Regions from separate parts of the Homo sapiens genome. Here all the other regions are linked to region 2. The links are chromatin loops, found by intact Hi-C in ENCODE. Cell type or tissue: PC-3. All regions are shown on one strand.

Region 1 (8,000 bases), 120 kb after region 2:
AGCCCTCCCCTTACTTCTCTGTAAATTCTCAGTCTAACTGTAAGAACCTGGCTTCTCTCACCCACCATCGTTTATGTAGCTGTTCAGTGATATGACACCTTTATACAACTATTCGAATGGCTGAAATATAAGCAACTCACGTGACCAATGCTTATGAGGATACAGAGCAAAGGGAGCTCTCATTCATTTTTGGTGGGAACAAAAAAGATACAGCCACTTTAGAGTTTGGCAAACTCATACAAAGCTAAACATGAATAGGTATATAAATGAAGGTGGGTTGGAAAAGCCAGGTTATTTTTTGGTTAGAATTTACAGATAAGAGAAGGAGGCTAGAATGATGCCTTTGTTAGCATATTTGAATTGGAGACATCAGTATAAGCTCACATTTAGCTTAATATAGATACAGATGGCCACCTATGGAAATATTTATAGATGTATGTATATACATGCGTTAGGATACACACATCTATTTCTTTGCTCTATCAGCTGAGAAGATCTAAAACAAATGGCACCCTCGTATCAATGAACACACCTAGATCTTGCATTGACTACCTCCTCCAATAAAACAAACCAAGTCTTCTTGTAGAGAGGGCTGATACTAACACCAAGGCCAGGTGTATACAGGATGAGCCTGGAGCATCCAGTAGTCACAGAAAGCAGGGCGTGCACCCTCCTCCCCACAGAAAACCTCACATCATGAGGGTGTGTGAAGGGGGCACAAAGCCAACTGAAAGCGCTCCCAATGGCCAAAGCTGGAACGATTTGAGCCACAAAATAAGTCGTGTTGGATTATAATCCAAACTATAAAAGAAATATCCATGGCCTGGTGCAGTGGCTCACACCTGTAATCCCACCACTTTGGAAGGCCAAGATGGGTGGATTACAAGGTCAGGAGATCGACACCATCTTGGCCAACATGGTGAAACCCCATTTCTACTAAAATACAAAAATAAGCTGGGCGTGGCGGCGCGTGCCTGTAATCCCAGCTACTCAGGAGGCTGAGGCAGGAGAATCGCTTGAACCCAAGAGACAGAAGTTGCAGTGAGCCCAGATAGCACCACTGCACTACAGCCTGGCAACAGAGCAAGACCCTGTCTCAAAAAAAAAAAAAAAAATCCACGAGTCTACACTGATATAAAGAATGATTGAATAAATGAATAAATCGGGGAGTCAAATCAAATCCCCTGCCAAATCATTTCTAATAACTTATGCCACTGTTTTGCCTTTAAGGAAGCTACTCCAGCCTTGAGGGATTGGAGCATAACTCCTAATCCCTAAGTGTGAGCTACACATACAGACTCCCTTCCAAGGGGTAGATTCTGGAAAGTGCAGGGCGAGGCAGCGGAGGAGCCACTTTACAGGGAAGAAAACACGACCTCAGCCAGGTGATTCAAGTCGAAGTCAGAACCAACAGTCACAAATCATGCTGACAGTGCTTGCCCACGATATGATGCAATGAAAATGGCGGCTTAGCTTTGTGATTTTCCTCTACAAAAGACACAAATCTAGTCTAATCATGAGGGGAAAAAAAGTCAGAAAATTTCCAACAGAGGGCAACCTACAAAAGAGGACTTCTCAAAATTGTTGGGGTCATCAAAAACACAGGAAGTCTGAGAAACTATGACAGCCAAGAGGAGCCTGAGGAGTCACGGCCACTAAATGTAACATGGTGTCCCATAGGATTCCGGAACCTAAAGCTGATGTTGGGTAGAAACTAAGGAAGTCTGGGCCAGGCACAGTGGCTCACTCCTGTAATCCCAGCACTGTGGGAGGCCAAGGCTGGTGGATCACCTGAGGTCAGGAGTTCGAGACCAGCCTGGCCAACATGGTGAAACCCCTTCTCTGCTAAAAATACAAAAATTAGCCAGGTGTAGTGGTGCATGCCTGTAATCCCAGTTACTCAGGAGGCTGAGGCAGGAGAATCTCTTGAACCTGGGAGGTGGAGGTTGCAGTGAGCCAAGATCATGCCACTGCACTCCAGCCTGGGGAACTGAGTGCGACTAAGTTAAAAACAAAAAAAACCTAAGGAAGTCTGAATAAGCTATGGGCTTCAGTTCATAAGATATTTATAATATTAGTTCATTAATTATGCAAAGGTACCATGCTAATATAAGCTGTTAATGATAGTGGGAACTGGCTTGGGTGTATGGGAACTATCTGTACCATCTTCCTAATTTTTTTATGAACCTAAAACTGTTCTAAAAACTAAAGTCAGAGTCGATGTTTCTATCAGTATCCCCACTCTCCAGCCATGTCTTTGTGTTCCTCTTCCTCGCAGTGCATGTGAGGATTTGCTCCTTGGCCTGGAACACTGTTTCTCTTGCTGTGGATCAACATAAGCCTAATCCATTTAATCATGGCGATCTCATCATCAGCTCCCACCTAAACTGCTCCTCTTCACAGAAGAGTTTTGCTGCCTTCAATCTACTCCATTGCACTCTCACTACTCCCTCGAGTTTTTCTTCACAGGACAAGCCATATTTGTATTATCTGAGTGTTATTAATTAGTTAAAGTCTATCACCTCCAGAGACTATAAGCTCCATGAAAGCAAGGACTACATTTGCTCCCAATTTCAATACTGAGAGTAACATTGAATATTCGATCATTTTAATGAATGAATACACGACAGAAAAAATGAATCCTGACCTCTCAAAGATTATGTACTTATTTTTACTTCCTTCTTGGCAGCATGTAAGATTACATATATTCTAAATTATTGATAGTGAACTTCTGTCTAACCCACGTGGTATTCTAAAAGACATTTTAACTATTCAGATACAGCTGAATATTTGTATCAGGGTAATACAGGCATAAATATCCAGTGGTTAAACCTCCATGAATGTACAATATTTTAGTCCATATTTTACATAGTCATTAAATGCTTTATTGAAGCAGAGTAAAGTCTGAAAACTAAAGCCAAATCCTTTGACACTAAAAATAAAAAAAAAGCGGGTGTCCAAGCAACATAACGGTCAGTGATTTGCTACTTAACAAATGAAAAACAAAGAAACAAAATCCAAATCAATGTAAACAATATATACCTCTCTGTTGACAATGACAACAGGTGCTATCAACACAGAAGATGATATAAATGTAAGTGCTTTAGTCAACATTACAGCCAGATGATAATAAGAACATTTCACTCTGCATTTATAGGACCCAGTAGCAGTCGGCTGTTAAAGAAAAGTAACAATAATCAAACTGGGCTAAGTATTTTCTATGTGAAGGTATCATGAAATTTATGAAGTCTGTGTAAGAAAGATAAAGGCATTCACTTTTGAAAGAATAAGATAGTTTAAACCTCAACATTCTCTATGCTTAAAATTGAGCTAATTTGAATAAACAGACCATGACATGGAACTGTCACTTTACAAGTTCCTGCTTTAGTCTTTAACTCTCAAACTAGCATTCTTTAAACTGTCTAACACTGTGAACTAGTTTTAATGCCTCCAGCTTTGTCTCCTATTATTATGAGCACATTATATGGAGTGAAAAAAGAGGAATATTGTTGGACTTAATAGTAAATATAATATGGAAAATAATGCAATGAGCACTTAAACAAAGTTATAACCATGGTTAAACAAAAGAAAGATTGTATGTGTCAGCTGCTGAAAGACATTCTAAGTTATTTGTGTGCAATATACTGTTGTTTGACAGAACTGACACCTAAATGTGAATGATGGTTTGCTTTCGCTAATATTAGGGCATGAATCTAGGTTTAATCCAGTCCAGTCAAACCTGGACTATGCCTCACTTTTTCTTCATAGATTTGACAATGGGTCTTCATTTTAAAATCACTTACAACCACGAAGAGAAAAAAAAAATCTCTTCACTGGTCCGTTTGGCAAATGACAGTTTGCTTGAGATTTCCTTCTGAGATCAAAGAGGAGGAAATAATGTCACGCTGCAGGAATTTCTAATGATTAATGTTATTACCATGAACACCAAAGGAAGTGATAATAATTTGCCAAGTGTGCTGCCCGGTTTTCCAGTATTAACTCATCACTATTTGCTTCCTCAGAGTAAGGATTTCTCACAAATAAGGAAAAGGGATGAGGAGATATGTATTGCTTTTGTTTTCCGAGAATGCCACGCACCCACACTCAGCACACCCTAGCGAGATTTTAGCCTATGCATGTGCGTCTTTCCTGCCTTTGCCTGTTTCTGCCTCTTGACCAGCGTCTATCAACTATGGAGCTCGACTCCCTGCCATTAAGGAGACAGACTTCCTGGGGTGCTCTGCTCCCACCTGCTCCCTTTTGGACTAAACAATGTGTGTGCTCTTCTGTTACAGAGTCAGTTCCTTCCACAAAATTACCGTCTTGCTGTCATTGGTATGGCTGCCAGCAAACCATGCCAAGGTCTTCTGGTGTGCCTACAGCTAAATACTTGAGGAGAAAGAGGGGAACTTTGAAGCTCTTGATGCCACACTCAGCATGGAACAATTTTGGCAAAGCAACCATTTGAAATTTGCTTACTCTTCAATTTAGGGACGGCTCTGATGATTTATGAGTTCAGTGAGTTGAATTCAAAGATAGAAAAGAGCATGTTTCTCCTGGACAATTATGGAGAAAGGGAGAATTAGCTGTTCCTTATTCTTCTTGTTAGTTAAGTCCTATTTGAACTGTTCTTGCCTCATGTGATGGGAATGTCTAAAAATGCCAAAGGAGCCATCCATTTATTTCCAGAATTAGCAAAAACCACAAACTTCGCTGCTGAAGAGCAGGCTCCCACAGGAACTCATATAATTCTGCAGCGTGCCATTGACTTTAAATGGCCCCAAATACTTTCTTAAAACTCTCTGATGTGATCTATCTTTGTGGTAACCTTCCACACAAAGTGCTGGAACAGTGAGAAATAGAAATATACATGCTTCATAATGACTTGCTAGTTTAAAATGAGTGCTTTGCACATGGCATTGGGCATATCCAGGCCCTCTCTTGCTTGGGCATAAAGCCAGTCTGAAAAGTGAATGTATAAATCATTCAGCTAGATATGTCAGCTTTTAGATGTATACGCTTCAGCTTAGAGGCCTAAAATATATCACACTGTTTTCAGAGTTTTGTAGCTTATTATCGGAGCAATAGAGAAAGATTTTGATTGTAGAATCAGTGTGTCTAAGTGCATAGTATGGGGCAAATGTGGGTATCTAATGAGTTAATTCAAAATCATAAGCAGAGGCGCTATTCTTGCTTCTTAGTAATAAAGTGTTCCTATTGGAGTCATCAATGATAATACAACTTTAGTCTAAAGCAAGGATGGAATCAAGGAATTTTATTTATAGTACTGTAACCTGTTAATTTGATGGGCAAAGACTGACAAATTCAGGAATGAAAAGAATGTGCTTTTCTTTCCCTTTCCTCTCCTCTCCTCCCCTCCCCTCTCCTCTCCTCTCCTCCCCTCTCCTCTCCTCCCCTCCCCTCTCCTCTCCTCCTCTCCTCTCCTCTCCTCCCCTCTCCTCTCCTTCCCTCCCCTCTCCTCTCCTCCCCTCCCCTCTCCTCTCCTCCTCTCCTCTCCTCCCCTCCCCTCTCCCCCCCTTCCTCCCCTCCCTTCTCCTCTCCTCCCCTCCCCTCTCCTCCTCCCCTCCCCTCTGCTCTCCTCCCCTCTCCTCCCCTCCTCTCCTCTGCCCTCCCCTACCCTTCTCTCCCTTCCTTCTCTTCTTCCTCCCTTCCTTCCTTTATCCCTCTCTCCTTCCCACCCTCTTCTCTTCCTCCCTTCCTTCCTTCTGTATAAAGTAAGATAGAGGTAATAAACTCAGTAGATTCAGTATACCGATAGCATATAACACTGACAAATCAGGTACCAGAGGCAAGTTCTGCAGTAGAATCTACAAGTGAAACTTCTAGAATTGTATTATTAAACCATAAAACATGCATCCCTCCCACCCTAAAGCTATTTTTTCTTACCACTTAGATGTAAATCATCTGAAATAAAGTTACAGATTTTGAGTAACAATATTAGTATGTGAATATGTGTTGCTGCTTCTCTAAGAACCTCCTAGTATACCCAGTACACCTGTTGGTAAGCCCCTGTCAACAGACAGAGCTGGTCATCCCCAGCCACTTCACAGGAGTTCCTGCCGTTTACAGTATTTCTTCAGAAGTTACGTTCAACAATTCTGCTACTTATGGTTTTCTTTTTCTGTAAATTTACTAGGCAAGTCATCTCTGCCTGACTTGCAAATTCAATGCTTGACTCTCAGATTACTACTGCTTTCATATAGATGTGGATCTTCCTTTGCAATGGTTTTTTTTTTTTTTTTGAGGCTGGAATTCAAACGTATTATTGAACCTCTAGAATAAATTAATATTTCTTTTCAGGGTTACTATCGATGAGACTATATCTAACATGTCTGCCTGAGTAATTTGTTTTCTATAATTATGGATTACTAAAGGGTAGAATCAAAATATTTCTGAGGTTCTCATACAGTATAATGTCTAGAATTCAAAACTTTTTTGTTAAGTGAAAAGACAGACTGTCTTATTCAAAAGGTGCACATTCGCTTTAATAAATGTTGACAAAGATTCTGTCTTTGAAATTTAGCCAGGCTTCTCTGAGCCCATTCTTACCCTGGCCTTGGCCTCGGTCTATACAGACATGTTTGTAGTGGCCTCCAAACACTAAGTTCGTTTCTCACAGTTGAAAGCTGCATCCCCAGGGACGACCCCGACCCCGGCTCGGCTTCAGTGCCTGCCTGAGGACACTGCAGGCTGCCCAAGGAGTCTACTGTTTGCTCCAGCCAACCCCTGGAGAGAGGGCTCCCATCTCCTAGCCTCTGTGGGAGGGTAAGGGCCTCATCTTGACAAGCTCCAGTTAACAAAACAATGTGGGTTTCACACGGACCAATCCCCGATTTCCTGCTTTTTGTAATTTTCCACTTCTCTGACCAGACTGATCCCCCGTCACCCATGCTCTCTTCTCTCGCTCTTGCTTTAAAATGCCCAGTCTCCTCTGCACAAATAAAACTTGAGTTCAATTCATGCTGGACTTTTTCCTACTACGATGGTACGTTATGGATTAAAAAACCTGTCCTTCCAGCTTTACCTAATGGCAGGCTTTGTTTCTCTTTGGACCATGTGCATGGTGTATCTTTCTTCTCTGCTCTCAGTGTGCCAGAAGTAAAATTAAGGGATTGAACCAATGGCTAGAACATCTCCAAAATTCTTACTCACTCTGGGTATGGTCTGCTATTTTTGCATTTAAAAAAAATAACTTTTACTTTAGACACAGGGACTACATGTGCAGATTTGTTACATGAGTATATTACACCCAGGTGGTGAGCATAGTACCCAATAGGCGGTTTTTCAGCCCTTGCCTGCTCTCTCCCTACCACCTCTAGTAGTCTGCAGTGTCTCCATTTTTCCCATGTTTATGTCCATATGTGGTTAATGTTTAGTTCCCACTGGTAAGTGAGAACATGATGTATTTGGTTTTCTGTTTCTGCATTAATTCAATTAGGATTACGGATTCCAGCTACATCCATGTTGCTGTGAAGGACATAATTTTACCCTTTTTATGGCTGCATAGTGTTCCATAGTGTATATGTACCACATTTGCTTTAACCAGTCCACCACTGATGGTCACCTTAGGTTGATTTCATGTCTTTGCTATCGTGAACAGTGCTGCAATGAACATACGCGTGCATATATCTTTTTGGTACAATAATCTATTTTCCTTTGGATATACACACAGTAATGGGTTTGCTGGGTCAAATGCTAATTCTGTTTTAAGTTTTTTGAGAAATCTTCAAACGGCTTTCCACAATGGCTGAGCTAATTTACATTCCCACCAGCAGTGTATAAGCGTCCCCTTTTCTCCGTAGCCTGACCAGCATCTGTTGTTTTTTTACCTTTTAATAATAGCCATTCCTCTGATATGATATGGTATCTCACTGAGGTTTTGATTTGCATTTCTCTGATGATAATGATGTTGAGCATTTTTTCATGTTTGTTGCCCACGTGTATATCTTCTTTCAAGAAATGTCTGCTCATGTCCTTTG
Region 2 (8,000 bases):
TACCTTACCTATGCCAACAAGAGACCTGTTCTCAGTTCTCATCCAACTTCACAGTGGCAACATTCTTTTTGAAATACTTTCTTCCCTGGCTTTCTAAAACACTGACTTTTAAACCATCCTTCACAATGCTGCAATAATGGTCTTCCTAAAACAAGCATTATACTATGAAGTTTTCTCCCTCAGAAACTGTCAATGGCTCCCTGTAGCTTTCTAAGTAAAGACCACGGTCCTTTCACCGTAGTCTTAGCTCTCCATAAATAATCTCACACAGCTCTTTCTATTTTGCAGGCCTTTATTCAGTTGCATGTTTCAGACAACTCTGCTTTCCTTCAAGTTACATCTTCATTCTGAAAACCTTTTCCTCTCCTCCTGAATCCAACCCATTCTTCAAGGCTCTGCTGAGGTCCACTTCTCCAACTCAGGCTTCAACCAACACATTATACACTCACCCTTCTTCCAATGGCATTGAACACCTGCCCCTGCATTCCTGTTTAGCATTCCTTTTCTGTGCTTTGTTAAATATTCTCTATCATCTTCTCTTTTTTTTTTTTTCATTTAGTAATCTGCTTAACATTTTTAAGGCATATGGGATAAGAGACACTGGGACCCATGCTAAGAAAACAGAGGCAATAGACTCTGTCCATCCTCAAGAGGCACACACTCTAACATAAAGACAGTCACTTGCAATAGGTTTCTTTTAAACCCTCATAGAAGTAACAGTTCAGTGGGAGTTTTGAAGAATAAGTGCTCAAGACTATGTAGGAAACTCAGAGACGGCTTCTAGAAGGAGGCTATAGTTGAGTCTTTAAAAAACACATAGAAGGCCGGGCCCGGTGGCTCATGCCTGTAATCCCAGCACTTTGGGAGGCCGAGGTGGGCGGATCACGAGGTCAGGAGATCAAGACCATCCCGGCCAACATAATGAAACCCCGTCTCTACTAAATATACAAAAATTAGCCAGGCGTGGTGGCAGGCGCCTGTAATCCCAGCTACTCAGTAGGCTGAGGCAGGAGAATTGCTTGAACCCAGGAGGTGGAAGTTGCAGTGAGCCAAGATCGCACCATTGCACTACAGCCTGGGTGACAGAGCGAGACTCCATCAAAAAAAAAACAAAAAAAAACCACATAGGTAGTCAAGATAAATGAGGAGGGCATTCTAGATGAAAGGGGTAACAGAGATGAAAAACACTGTGAAATGCTGCAGAAAGTTTGGGCAGCCTGCTGGTGTGGGAGTGCTGGATGCCAGGCAGGAGAAAGGGGAGGTGAAGTGGGGAGGCAGCAGGACCAGATGGACTATAGATGATCTCACTTGCCAGGACAAAGAGCTTGACTTGTCACAGGGGAAATTGAGGGTGCAGGGAGGACTTTCAGAGGTATAGATGGGCTATGACATGATTGGATAAGAGATCATTCTGGCAACTCTGGTTTCTACGTCTGCCTTCCCCCCATCTCCCTGCCACCACCACACACACAAATTAGGGCTTTTAAGTGAGAAGGAACTGTTAATTTTACATTTGTTCCTCTCCTAGAAGTTCATGCAACCTCCCACATACAATAGGTACTTAATAATGTTTTTATTTTATGAATAAAGAGGTTGAAAGTTACTATGTTTAAGTGGTCTCTTCACTAAATGTGTTATTATCATTATTAATCTTGCAGCAAAGGGAGGAGAATAGTATTTGGAGAAAGGTGCCTATGACTACATGTTCTCCCACTGACCTTGCATGGGAGAAACTGGGTGCTCTGGCACAATTCTGCTCATTGATCCAGGCTGTGGGGTCCTGAGGCAAGACTGTGGCCCATTACACAGCCTTTGAGATGGCAATGCCCTTTAGGAGGCAGGATTTCTGCACACCTTTTCCTATGCCTTCTGCTTTTACACAAGGAGAAACTGATGAGTTTGCAGTGGTAACCACCCTGTTCCTAAGTGTGATGCCTCCAAACTGGTCTGAGACGTGAGGGTGAAGTCCTGTAAAGTCCTTTGTTGCTGTTTTTTATTCTCTTATCTATATGTAAGTTCAACATCTCTTGTTATAAACGCTTCAAGTGCATTAACCCTGACTAGGACTCTTGTTGGAGAGTAACCTATATCTCTTCTTTGTCATAACTAAGATCAGAACCTGAGATGCCTTTTGGGAGGAATCCTAAGACTTCCTAAATCAGATACTTTTAAGTCTGCTGAAAGAGATGAAAGAGGCACAGGAACTGCCCTGAGAGCCGACTCATCCTTCACAGAACCGTTGATAGGAAAGAGACCTCCAAGGTCAAAGCTGCAGAAAGTGTGTTAGGAATTGCACCTTCGAGTGGTCTTTGCTGAGTGTTGAATTTTTCCTACTTTCTTCTCACCCATTTTATCTCTGTGTGTAAGTGCTGCTGAAAGGCAAAACATGATGCTTGAACAGGGAAGGGGAGTTTCCCAAATAGGAGGCATATGGCCTAAATTCAGGTGCAGACCGTGTACATTTCAGCCAAGTGTATGACAGTGGGATCAATAACCATGGCATGCACTAGAGGTGCAAGACCCAGAGGATCTCAAATTGTTCCCCAAAGCTCAGCTCTCCAAAGTCGTGGCTTACAATAGGCGACTTTGTGTGGGTGAAACTGTAAGAGCATCTCTGCACAAGGCCTTTGTGGCTGCACTTTTCTGCTTGCTGTTCCTTCCCAGTATGTATCTGCTTTACGGGCAATCCCCTTACTTCCTCCTGTTAACTCCTGGGCAAAAATTACTTCTGCGAGAGTTTTAGAATTCAGATAGGGTCTGAAGAGCAAGCTCTGTCGTTTATCTTACCTAACAAAATTGTCAGCAAGAGAGAAGTGCAACCTTTTCTTGATACAGCTCTCTCATTTGGATTGTAAAATCTTATGTTGAGGGAGTGATGAATGGGGGAGAAAGAAACATAACTTCTTTCAGATGTAAAGAATGCTGACTGCTTCAAAAACATTGCTTTACCTGATTTTCTTGGCAAATGCGATTTGAAAGCAAAGCAAGGAGTAGAAAATATGCAGGTGTCACTTTGGTAGTCACTTTTGTAGGCAGAGCCATCGTGATTATGTGGTGATACCAAGTACAGGACTCTGATCAGCTGCAGGTAGCACGAAAGCCTCACCTGGATATAAAATTCCCCAGCAAGGGTGGTGAGTGTCCCGGGGACATTTCATAAAAGGAAGATACATGTGTTTCTTTGCTTATTGCTTGTTAGTAAGTGTTGCAAGGTGAGAGGAGTTAGACTCTGGCCCTTTTGAGCTGTGGGCCACTGGTAAATGGCTGATGCCCTCTGAGCTCCCTTTTGTCTAAATAAGATATACAATAAAATCTATGCTCAATGGGAAAAGGTATGCTAAGCCACCACTCCATTACTCGGTATCTGGTAATGGGAAGCTATGATTACTATTTCATAAGCTCTTTTCTTCACATGCTAAATAACACCAGCACACACTGAAAGTACACAGACCGCTCTTTTATTTAGAGAAGCTCAAAATTCTTTGTATAATTAATCGTATCTTTCTAGGAACGATCAAATAAACATGACATTCTCGGTTGTTTCCATAGTCATTTTTTTAAATCTTCTACCAGCTAAGTACGTCAATAATTTACCGTCATTTTACTTCAGATTCATTCATTTATTCAACAAATATTTATTGAGCACGTGCCAATGGAGCACGTGCTAGTGCCAGGCCCTGTTCACAGTCAGGAAACCCAAGCCCATGCTTTTGCGGAGCTTATGTTCTGCTGCATGTGGACATGGGGATGGAGGGAGTCTAACAGTCTACGAGTAGGAAATACGTAGTAAGTCTCACAGCGGTAAGAGCCATGGGAAACAGGGCAGGGCAAGGATAGAGCAAGCACAGAGGCAGGGCTGGGACTGTTTATACAGGGTGGTCAGGAAAGGCCTCTCCAGCAAGGTGCTAAATGCAATTCAAGCAGAGACGACGTAAAGGAAGCTTAATTATTTTAAGAACATTATAAGCTACCTTGCAGGGCTGGAGATAAGGGAACGTTTCAACTTGCAATCTGGCGTCTGGTGTCAAAAGCTGGCCTGAAAACATCAGCCATTTCTGTGCTTTTCTCTGTTTCTCAGGCCCCGGCTTCACTGTGTGCCAACAGCCAACAGCACACAGCCCTTCGGGGCTGAAACTCTGCACTGTCTGTGAGTCATGGTGGATAGAATTCCAAGGGTCTATATTTGTCTTGGGTAAAATAAACTGTCTTTTCTAAATATATGCCTTACCACTTCCCATTAGCCAAATTCCCCAACACATATTTCTGCTGGGAAAGCTGAACGCAAACTATTTTGCTCATGTACAGTGCAGCCAGCTTCCCTGTGGCTCTCAGAGGAGACACAAAGCTAAGAATCGAAAACGAACATATCTGATGACAGAACAAAGGTTTAAAAGACCTTGCTATGCTGGAATTATAACAAAATCAACATCATGAAATTAGGAAAGATATGGAGAGGGTGCAGCATTTAGATTTTCGAATGGCACAGGTCTGGAATGAATCCTTAATGAATATCAAGTTGTCTGAAATAAGCAGAGATCTTCCATTGTGTAAAAACCTAATATGTCAGTTACTTGGTGATCATATCTTGCTCTACCTCAATTACAGTGCTGAGACAATATCACAATTTATTGAGAGAGTATTTTTATTTTGTTAGGTTGTAGGCTTCTTGAAGTAAAGACTGTCTTACCTTTGTATCCAAGAACAATTCCTAGCTAAGAATATTTCGATCCATTTATTCATTGAATATAGTAAAAACATCTTATTTTGATAAAGAAGTATATTATACACATAAGATGAGACATGTCTGCAATGCTTAGGTACACTTGCAGTATTGTGTCCACATTTGGTTACATATTGAAGTGTGTGCTTTGGAATATGGCCAGAGAGAGCTGAAGGCTTTAAACGAATATCACATAAGAAATTATTGCATGAAATGAAGTGTTTCTAATCTAATGGAAAAGAAGCTTTTGGCAGAAATGATAGCTGTCTTCAAATACATGAAAAGTTTTCACACGGAAAAACAAGTTGATGTGTTCTGCGTAGCTCTGGAAAAACGACCAGGGCCAACGGATTGAAGGCAGATTTCATCTCAGCCTGAATAATCCAAAATTAAATGAGCTGCCTCCAGAATAAGGAGATGCTTCCCTCTCCAGTGATGAGACTCCCATTTCTGGAAGTGTTCAGGTAGAATCTGGACTGGCATCTCTCCGGAAGTCCTGCCTTAGGTGGGATGCTAGAATTAAGGGGCCCTAATGCTCTCCCTAACTGTGATGAGCTAATTATAACATTACTCAGGTAAGCAATTCCTTCAGAAACAATTACATCTTACAGAGAAGAGTTATCACTTTTCAGGCCATTATTTTTAGATTTTTTTCCTTGCAAACTTCGTTTATTTTTGACCTAACCATACCATTCCACTGAGCAATATTCATGCTTGGGGTTTTGATGCTGATTTTAGACAATGTGGTTGTAAACTGCATGCATTTCTAGGTGGTACTAGAGGCTAGTATGTCACCCTGCTCAAAATTTCCCAAGACACTTGGTGTCACATTGCTATCCTCAGCATGCCAAGAGACGGGTTCTGTGAATTCATGCACTGTCTAAAGCTTCTTTGTCACAGATTATAACCTCTAATAAGAGAATAGTGTCTTTTTGGCACTTGTGAGTACCTTGTTGCTCAAGAGTAGATTACCCATTCATTTGTTCAACAAATGATTCACTTAATAACATTTATTGAGCTCAAGTGCATGTGTTCTAAGGATACAATGCCAAGATGTCCCTGCCTCCAGCAATTTCCAGCTTAGTAGGGAAAACAGACCTAAGTCCAGACCTTTAGGACACACTGTAACATCCGCTGTAACAGTGTTTACACAAGACCGAACACTAGCAAAAAGAACAGAGCTGCAGATTCTGGGTAGATTCAAAACAATGCCATGGAGGAAACCTTGAAATGAGTCTCAAAAGATAAGTCAGGTATTTTTTCGTGTACACAAGGTCATTTCAGCAAAGAGAGAAAGTGATATTGTCATGGAGAAGTATTAGCATAGAATTTGCATTGGCTGTTCAGGCAACACTAAGTAGCCTCATGGGTCAGTTGTGAAGCTTGGGTGGTAATCTGCGGAAATATTGTCGAGAAGGAAGCAGGGAATGAATCATACAGTGGATAGACTGAAAGTAACAATACGAGGCAGGAAAACTACTCTGCAGATTATTTCAACTGTCCACATGAGGTAATGACCTAATGCATCGGAAGTGGGTTTTAAAAGGAGCAGAGAGAGTAAAGGATATATGTTTAAAAGGTAAAATTGGGAGGCCAAGGTGGGTGGATCACGAGGTCAGGAAATCGAGACCATCCTGGCTAAGACCATCCTGGCTAACACGGTGAAACCTCGTCTCTACTAAAAATACAAAAAATTAGCCGGGCGTCGTGGTCGGCGCCTGTAGTCTCAGCTACTCGGGAGGCTGAGGCAGGAGAATGGCGTGAACCCGGGAGGCAGAGCTTGCAGAGAGCCGAGATCGCGCCACCGCACTCCAGCCTGGGCGACAGAGCGAGACTCCGTCTCAAAAAATACATAAAAAAAAATTTTTTTAATTAAAAAATTGAAAGGTAAAATTCACAGGACGCATTGAGAAACTACCAGGTGCTATACTAGCATTGAACAAGTAAAGGTGAATATGCACAACACTTCCTCAAGCAATGAAGATGTTCTTGGTGGAGACAACAAGGCTTCGGCACCAGAGAGTGCTCCGTTCAAATCTCTGCTTTTCCATTTGGAAAATCTTTGTTTCAGTTTCCTTAATCTGCTGCATTGAGACTCTTTCCTCACTTTCTCTGTCTGGAAAATCACATGCCCCTGTCATGGTTACGTCTTCAGTGGACCCTTTCCTCCAAAAGCCTCTTCCCTCAAAAGAAAAGTCCTGCCTATTAAGGCAAATTAATATGGAGGCTAGGCCTGAACAACCCTTGAGCAGACATAGCCAGTGAGGCCTCATCAGTGACCCTAACCCTGCTTGATCGGCAAACAGAAGTGAAAGTTAACTTGAGCTATTTCTTGTAAACGCCTATATTAAATAAAAACGGAATTCAAGCCCAATCAATATGAAGCAGCCAACTAACTTATAATTATAGAAGCAGGGACTTTCCAATAAAATAGACCACATAAGGAAAACTGTATAACTGCAAACAATCAATTTTTTTTCCTTTATTCTGTGCTCATCCTAACCCAGTTGTGGTTTGGAGCTTCCTGATTCATTAATTGCTGTTTGCTCAAATAAATTCTCCAAAATGTTCTTGTGTGCTGTTTACTTTTTTTTTTTTCTTTTCTTTTTTTTTTTTTTTTTTTTTTTTTTTGAGACGGAGTTTCACTCTTGTTGCCCAGGCTGGAGTGCAGTGGTGAAGTCACGGCTCATTGCAACCTCCACTTCCTGAGTTCAAGCGATTCTCCTGCCTCGGCCTCCCAAGTAGCTGGGATTACAGGCACCCGCCACCATGCTCAGCTAATTTTTTTGTATTTTTAGTAGAGACAGGATTTCACCATGTCAGCCAAACTGGTCTTGAACTCCTGATCTCAGTTGTTCCACCCTCCTCGGCCTCCAAAAGTGCCGAGATTACAGGCGTGGCGTGAGCCACCATGCCGGGCCTCCGTTTTACTTTTAATATGCCTAAAGGATGGCATAAAACTTAACTGAGGCAATGAAAAACATGCAAATAATAGAGATGTGGGCCAGAGTAAGTACTCAAAAAAATAAAGACTAATGAGGCATCTTTTATTTTCTTTTTTAAAGATAGCATTTTTAATAGAAGATGAACATGGGCATTTTTCTGAATACATAACAATGTATGTTTATTTCTTTTCACATGTTAGTCCCATCAAAATAATTATTACTTTATATGCTAGGATATGTACCAGAACATTAATTTTTGTAGGTTTCAAGTTATTTTTTGGACTACTTTATCAGTATTCTCTAGAAGAAGAAAAAAGGAAGAACAAAACTCAAAG
Region 3 (8,000 bases), 260 kb before region 2:
TTGGCAATAATAAACAGTCTTGTTTGTCTGAGACGCAGTCTCACTCTGTCACCCAGGCTGGAGTGCAGTGGCGCGACCTCGGCTCACTGCAACCTCCGCCTCCCAGGTTCAAGCGATTCTTGAGCCTCAGCCTCCCAAGTAGCTGGGACTACAGGCGCGCACCAGGATGCCCAGCTAAGATTTTTGTATTTTTAGTAAAGGCAGGATTTCACCATGTTGGCCAGGCTGGTCTGGAACTCCTGATCTCAAGTGATCCGCCCACCTCGGCCTCCCAAAGTGCTGGGTTTACAGGCATGAGCCACCGCGCCCGGCCAATAAACAGAGTCTTAAAAATGTAAATTCAAAATCATAGGGAACATATTTCCGACTTATCTCTGGCCGCAGTAAAGAAAACAACGGAGATGGAAAAGCTCAAGAATGCAGTCAGCTTTCTCCATCCACCCTGACATACAGTGTGAAATATGACTGACTGAAGCTCCGCTTTCAAGATAAAGGATGATCGTCACAACGGCTAGTATTTGTGGGCTTCCCGTAGTTGTCTAGAGTTACCAAGTGGCAAGTGGCTGCCGCGAGATGAACGCGGAGTAGCTTGGCCGTAAAGACCATGTTCTCGGTAATTAATTAGTCCTTTGTGAGCAGTTCAGTACAACTTTGAAATGTATTTACAAACTTCAGAAGTTATAACAGATTTTTGGAAAGGACACTATTATTTAAACTGTAAACGGATCTTGCTGGAAATCTATAAAGACAGTTTGGATGTATTTACACTGACATTTAAAAAATATCTTTTTTTTTTTTAACCAAAGGAAATTCTTTATTGTAAATAAGATATAAAGTACAACAAAAGAACTATTGTGCAAATTGTAAGTCATAAGGATTTTTTTAATTAAAACTTTTGTTTTCTAAGGATCCAAGTTTTGATGTCAGAAATCTACACCCAATATACAAAAACAATGTTAAATGGGAAGATATAGTGACATTTTTCATTACATATTTTAAGCAATTTACTTTTGTTTTGCCACTGTGTATATCATCCACTATATAACAGAATAAAAGAGAAATACTGTTAACAAAAGCAAATGTTCTAATAATAATTTTTCTACCCAACTACCTCCACATTCCCAAAAAACTCCTACAAATTAACAGGACAACATTTGTAATTTAATTGCTTTGAAGCATAGCTACGATTTGTTTTTGCATTTTTGTTTTGAAAGTTTAACAAATGACTGTATCTAGGCATTTCATTAGCTTAGAACTTTAGTTTGCCTGCAGTTTCTTGTGCAGATTTGAAAACTGTATACCAGTGTGTTTTCTGTAGACTCTAAGATACACTGCACTTTGTTTAGAAAAAAAATCTGAAGATGAAATATATATTGTAAAGAAGGGATATTAAGAATCTTAGATAACTTCTTGAAAAAGATGGCTTATGTCATCAGTAAAGTACTTTTATGTTATGAGGATATAATGTGTGCTTTATTGAATTACAAAATTAGTGACCATTAAAAAATATCTTTGTGTACTTTGCTGGCTACATCTCAAGGACTTTTTTAAATCTTTTGGGAATTATAGTTCAAATTTCCATATTTTTCTACCAAGTGTAAGGATATAGCTGGGCTATTCTCATATTAACATCCAGACCTCCTAAAAGCATGATTAACTGAGAGATTTAAACCAATGTCCTTTTTCTGCTCTTTTAAGACACAAAAAAACTTGAAAGAACTATATTTAGTGTCTACTAGAATCACTATCCAGTACATTTAAATAATGCACATTTAAATGAATAATATATAATTTAGATCAAAATTTTTTTTTATGTTAAGTGTGATTAAATACATTTCCCCTAATCTTCAATTATTATTCATGTTGATTTGCTCCTTCTTGAGTAAAGCCAGCTCACACCAAATCATTACTGGGTTATCCATGATTTTATGGCACTTGTCACTGGCTCCTCATTTGGGAATTAAGGTACCTTACTCAAGTATCAAAAATTTTACAGCCCTTTCTCTCTATCTTCTGTAGACTTATTATCCCTCTATTAAGAGAGACATAATTAATTTCTCTTAGAAACTCTCAGTACAAAGTCATAACTTACATTCCAAGTTCTAAGCTTTCTCTCCGCTTTGACTAATTTTTATGTTGTAACAAAAACTATGCAGCTGAACAATATAATGGTCTGAAAAAAGTGACAATATTTTTAAAAATTTTATGCAAATGTTATTTGCACAAGAATTTTAAAGTTTTCCTCTTAATGCAGTCCCCAATCAGATATTCCACAAATTGATTTTTACCTTCCTCTCCTATTTAAGAATAGAAATGTCTTAATAAATTGAAGTATGTTAAGACACTGTGAGAGTCTCTTTAAAATTGTTGTGTTCAAGAAAAGGATGGGCCAGGTGTGGTGGCTCACGCCTGGTATCCCAGCAGTTTGGGAGGCCAAGGCAGGCGGATCACTTGAGGTCAGGAGTTCAAGACCAGCCTGGCCAACATGGTGAAACCCATCTCTACTAAAAATACAAAAAAGTAGCCGGGCATGGTGGTGGGCGTCTGTAATCCCAGCTACTCGGGAGGCTGAGGCAGGAGAATTGCTTGAACCCGGGAGGCGGAAGTTGCAGTGAGCCGAGATGACGCCACGGAACTGCAGCCTGGGTGACAGAGTGAGACTCTGTCTCAAAAAAGAAAAAAAAAAACGGTGAAGATAAAATACTTAGGAAAAAAAACTTAGAGATGCTGCTAGACTACTCACTAGATATTATTATACAATTATTGGAAAATAATTTTCAGACTGACAAATGTTGACTATATTTTGCCAACGAATCCAGCTGCAGGGAGAATCCTGACCTGCTGACAACATAGCTTGCAAGTTTACTGCACAGTGCTCCATTTTAGCCCCGCCTCCAGGAGGTGCCGGGTCTTCGGCGATGAAATTATTCAAAAAGTATGTCTGAAATGATTCATTCTTTTCCCCTTTCGTTTGCTTTTGAGGCCCCTTTTCTTAGCAGAGAATTTAGAAAAGTCAGATTGGGATCAGGTACTGTGATGCAAGGGCCTGGTCTCTTCAGTTCTGGTTTAGGCCTTAACAGAAAGGACAAGTAGAATGCTTGAGGCTTTCACAGTCAACCAGTTCAACCAACATTTGGTGACCAGATAGGATTTGAGGGCAGAAGCCCAACCAGGAACAAATAGTTTTATTTGTTAGAGTATAGCCTGCATCCCATCCTTTAGAACTTAAGAATAACCAACAGCTAAGTGGGGAGGTGAGTTAGGTATGGCCGAGGCAAGGGGACAGCATCCAGAGAAGTTAGCCGGGTGTTACCCCAAATCTGGGCCATAGTGGACAGTTTTCCATGTTCAGTGTCATTAGTTGTTTTAATAACAATTGTCATGATTAATGAAAAATCCTTCATTAAGGAAATGCTGAAATGTGTCTTATGATCTTATTCCCCTAGATTTTAGATTGGGATCTCAGGAAGACAAGAGGTCAATATTACTCTGAGCAATTGCCATCCACAGGGAAATGGATACACGAAGGTGATGGGGAGCTGATTCTGGGCTCCTCAACACCAGCAAGTAAAGATAACCCTTCCCCGCATAACGTTAAGTCTCTTCTATTGATAAAGAGTGTGTCAGGGAATTTTAATTATCTATTGCATTAGATACTTATGAAACTTTGTAGAAAAACAAAATACTTGTGCACATGAAAAGAAAAGGTATTTGCATCCTATAAATTTCTATTTTAATTTTTGCTAGTATTCATGTTTGTGTATTTTATACTTTTAATGTGTTGAAACATACATTTTTATTTTGACTTTTGCAATTCATGGTAATATTTATGCTTCCATCTACTAACAGAATTGACAATTATATATAGGATTTTATTATAAATATTATATTATTATAATATTATCCATGTAGTCTGATTCTGACCAACGATGTTGCACTTGACCAGGTTGCTCTGAAGTTGAAATGAGCCAGTTCATAGTGCTGTAGGCTTAGGCAGCATTGTGCGTTACTGAAATTTATTTTTGAAGTTTTAATTGCAAAATGTAATAAAAACAAAATTGTTTTTATTTTTGTTTCTGTACATTTTTTTTCAGCATATGGCTTATGATTTCTATTTCCTTATAGGTGAGCTTTTAATTTATAATGATCATTTGCTCAGCAGGAGAAGGCCTGTAACTTTGTATACTTGTATGCACGTGTGTGAGATCAAGCTTTTATCAGTTATATTGTTATATATCTTGTCATTTATGTGTGTCCTCACTATCATTTATAGAAATTATTTTAATTTTAATATATATAAATATTCATTGGCTATTTTTCCTTTGATGATGTGTGTTCTTAGTATTGCACTTGTTCCCCTACCAACCCAGGCTTTATTTAAACAGAATTGCCTACAGCTCCATGGTGCCTTAAGAAAGCAGTCATATAGCAAAAGTAAACTGAGGGAACAGATCGCCCCACCAAAGTTGCAAAAACTCCTTGTGTCTCTAGCTGTAATTTACCATTTTTAAGGGAGTATTTTGCCAGCTGAAAATGAGTTATTTAACCCAAAATGTATATCCCTAACAATGTACACATCTCCATTTGTATCTACTAATATTCTGGTAATTGTTTTATTTTTGCTTCCATCATAACATATCTTTCCAAATTTACATGGCAATATATTATTTTAATAATTCTTTTTATGATGGGATAATTTCAATTGTGTAGACATTTAAACGCACCATTTTTAAAGTCTGAGAATTGATCATTTTTCATTATTATCTAAATATTTAAGATTCTAAGTATGAACTAAATCTGTACAGTGACTCTATACTGTCTTAACTGGGACCATTATCCACTGGAAATTATCCACCAGATCTATCTATTGATCTATTGATCTATCTATTTATCTATCTCATCATCTATCTGTCTTAGCCCCGGGGGTAGGTTTTTAGCACCTAGATCAGTTTTTCACAGCTATTCTCCATGCATTCGCTTGCTTTAGGTCATGTGAGGTGATGATTTCAGAGTTGATTCCGAGGTTATGACCAACCTATTGGATTTGTTTCCGTGGTGGAGCTGCAGATGTATGAATTTATAACAAATTCTCCAGTTGATTCTTATACACACTAAATGCGAAAACTAGAGCTCTAGGAGTTTTCCTTTTCTAGGCTCATCTAAGTACAATCAAATATAATGTAAGTTTTATTACCCAAGTTAAAGAACATTTAAAAATAACCAATATTTAAGGATGAAATATAAATTATTTTTTCCACATCAATCATATGAAATTGTTAAATATCTCTCCAAGAGATTTTAAAGAAAATTAGTTCCTCTACCTGTAAAAATATACAGGTGACCATTTTCTAGACATGCGTTACTTGAATTTCTTTAAATTACTCTCTTCTGAATGAATAAAATTTACTATCTATTGATTGGCGAATATTTACTGTTTTATTAAAGTGTAACATACATACATAGAAAAACTGTCCAAAGCCTAAGAGCACAGTTTTGTAAATTTTTACGAATTGAGCACACCTATGCAACCAGCACACATATCCAGGAAGACAGCACTGTCAGAACTCATCCCTCCTACCAGTCACTACCATCTCCCCAGGGAGCATTTCACCTATTCCGATTTATAATACCACACTTCTGTGGTTAGCCTAAACTACAGGTTTGTTTAGGCTAACTTTGAACTTCACACAATTATAAGCCCTTCATTTCTGGCTTATTGTGCCCCAGCATTACGTTTCTGAGACCCAGCCATGATGCTGCCTGTTATTACTTTATTCTCATTGCTGTATGATATTCCATTTTATGAATATTCCATACTTTACCAAAGATAGAAATGCCTGGATCATAGATGACCCAGCTAGGAGTATGAGGATGCTGGATGCTGATGGTGTTTAACAACCAGAGTCTGAGAAAAAAGAAGAAAAAGCACTCTGATTTACAGCACTTGCCAATTTCTGAGGTGCAAATCTTTTCACCTTTGCCAATTTCAAGCAACCAGTGGTGCATCTCGCAAGCTGGTCAGCCAGCCCAGCACCCCTTTGGCAGATAGTACCAAGCAGACTTCTCGAGCGGCTTCAGCCCCACCAGCAGTCTGTGACAGTTCTAGTTGCTCCACATACTTAAAGAGGATTTTTACTGCTGTGGATTAGTTTGCTTTTAGCAGTTCTGGTAGGGACGAAGTGGAATTGACTGTGATTTTTAATGGGCATTCCCTTGTTGACCAATGACATTAGTCAGCATATTTATATTAGCAGCATATTTTAATATATTCATTGGCTATTTAAATATTCATTAATTGGAGTTCCTGTTAAGTCTACTATCCGTGTTTTCTAAGTTGTCTTTTATTTTGGTGTGAATTTTTAAAATGTAACATAAATAAGTTTCTCTCTTATTCATCATAACTCTTACACAACTGGATATCTGTTTCGGAATCTCAGAGTATCAAGCCTAGACTTTGTGTTACTAATAGAGCCCACTAAATCTTTTCAACAGCAACTTCCCTGATCTTTAAAAGCAGATTAGAGCTTCACCCTCCACTTAGAGTGGAGAAAGGTTTTTACCTTCTAACGACTTCTTTGTGAAGTTAGAATAAAAACATTCCCTGTGCCATCTGCCAGACCTTGGCCTGCTTTGTGCCTCTGTCTGCCCCCATCACTTCTTCCCGGTTCCTGTCCCGAGGACCTGCTGAGCTCACTGTGCCTTTGCACTTACTCATTTCTGTACCTGGAATAATCTCCCCTCGGTTTGCACTTGACTCTCTGCTTCTCTTCACTCGGTCCTCATAGAAGCCTTTCCTGACCACTCCTCCTTTAGAAACACTCTATCCAACTACTGAGCTTTAATCACATCATAGCAATTACTAACATGAGAAATGGCCATATGTATTTGTTTACATCTTTATTTTCTGTCTCCCACCTTTTAAATACATGATGCAATAAAGATACTTAATCTGTCATTTCATTCCTGCATCTAATACTTAAAACACGGCCAGGTACATAATTAGAATTATTGAATGAATAAATTAAATGCTTATTTGAAAAAATTGGTTTCTTCGCAAACTTCAACTCCTAGAGCATTGTACACAATTGCAAACATCATTTATCCCCTTAGCCATATTTTCTTAACAAAAGATTTTCCCGCACTTTACAAAAGTGTGATTTTTCATACTTTCTAAAAAGTTTTGGCTGGGCACAGTGGCTTACGCCTGTAATCCCAGCACTTTGGGAGGCCGAGGTTGGTGGATCACAAGGTCAGGAGATTGAGACCATCCTGGCTAACACGGTGAAACCCCACCTCTACTAAAAATGCAAAAAATTAGCTAGGTGTGGTGGTACCTGCCTGTAGTACCAGCTACTTGGGAGGCTGAGGCGTGAGAATCGCTTGAACCTGGGAGGTAGAGGTTGCAGTGAGCCAAGATTGCACCACTGCACTCCAGCCTGGGCGACTGAGTGAGACTCCATCTCAAAAGAAAAAAAAAGTTTTATTTTCTTGTGGTAAGAACACATAACATAAATAAGTTCTACCCTGTTAACAAATTTTAAGTGTATAGCATATTATTGTTGATTATAAAGACAGTGTTGTGTAGCTGATCTCTGAAGCTTATTCATCTTGCTTAACTGATTGGTAACTCTATTTTCCCTTTCCCCTGCCCTGACAACCACCATTCCACTGTTTGATCCTATAAATTTGACTGTTCGAGATACCTCATGTAATTGGAACCCTGCAGTATTCATCTTTCTGTGACTGGCTTATTCCATTTAACATAACGTCCTCAAAGTTCATTCATGTTGTGACATATTGCAGAATTTACTCCTTTGTAAAGGCTGACTAGCATTCCATTGTATGTGTGCACCACATTTTCTCTATCTATTCATTTGTGGATGGACCTTTAGTTGTTTCTACATCTTGGTTATTAATAGCGCTGCAACAGACATGAGAATGTCAATATCTCTTTGGATCCTGATTTTAATTCTGGTAACAAAAACAAAATAAACAAATGG

What was found. Peaks named below come from ENCODE experiments on the same cell type or tissue, not always from the same donor. Only the 100,000 strongest peaks of a DNase experiment are listed, where the experiment ranks them.
Region 1: it touches region 2 in a loop (4-fold over the local background); 2 of 110 quality-filtered maps call a loop at or near these places.
Region 3: a loop joins it to region 2, with 4 times the contacts of the local background. A loop is called at or near these places in 2 of 110 quality-filtered maps.

Annotation. Positions count from the first base shown.
Region 1 is chr4:187,598,510-187,606,509 of GRCh38, forward strand. All of the region lies in intron 2 of LINC02492 (long intergenic non-protein coding RNA 2492), which reads right to left. The region is part of intron 1 of LOC105377604 (a long non-coding RNA gene); the gene reads right to left. Among named protein-coding and RNA genes, the nearest start is that of LINC02492, 70 kb to the right of the region's middle. RefSeq lists an enhancer at 3,525-4,724. In PC-3, no CTCF peak of the experiment used is centred here; a DNase peak (open chromatin) is centred at 3,962; H3K4me3 peaks cover 575 bases; H3K27ac peaks cover 867 bases.
Region 2 is chr4:187,474,830-187,482,829 of GRCh38, forward strand. All of the region lies in intron 1 of LOC339975 (a long non-coding RNA gene), which reads right to left. Among named protein-coding and RNA genes, the nearest start is that of LINC02515, 70 kb to the left of the region's middle. In PC-3, no CTCF peak of the experiment used is centred here; DNase peaks (open chromatin) are centred at 4,172, 5,772 and 6,132; H3K4me3 peaks cover 2,137 bases; H3K27ac peaks cover 4,825 bases.
Region 3 is chr4:187,218,568-187,226,567 of GRCh38, forward strand. It overlaps LOC107986335 (a long non-coding RNA gene), which reads right to left. Exons shown (of 2, transcript XR_007058508.1): 2 at 5,414-8,000. Among named protein-coding and RNA genes, the nearest start is that of LINC02374, 21 kb to the left of the region's middle. In PC-3, no CTCF peak of the experiment used is centred here; no DNase peak of the experiment used is centred here.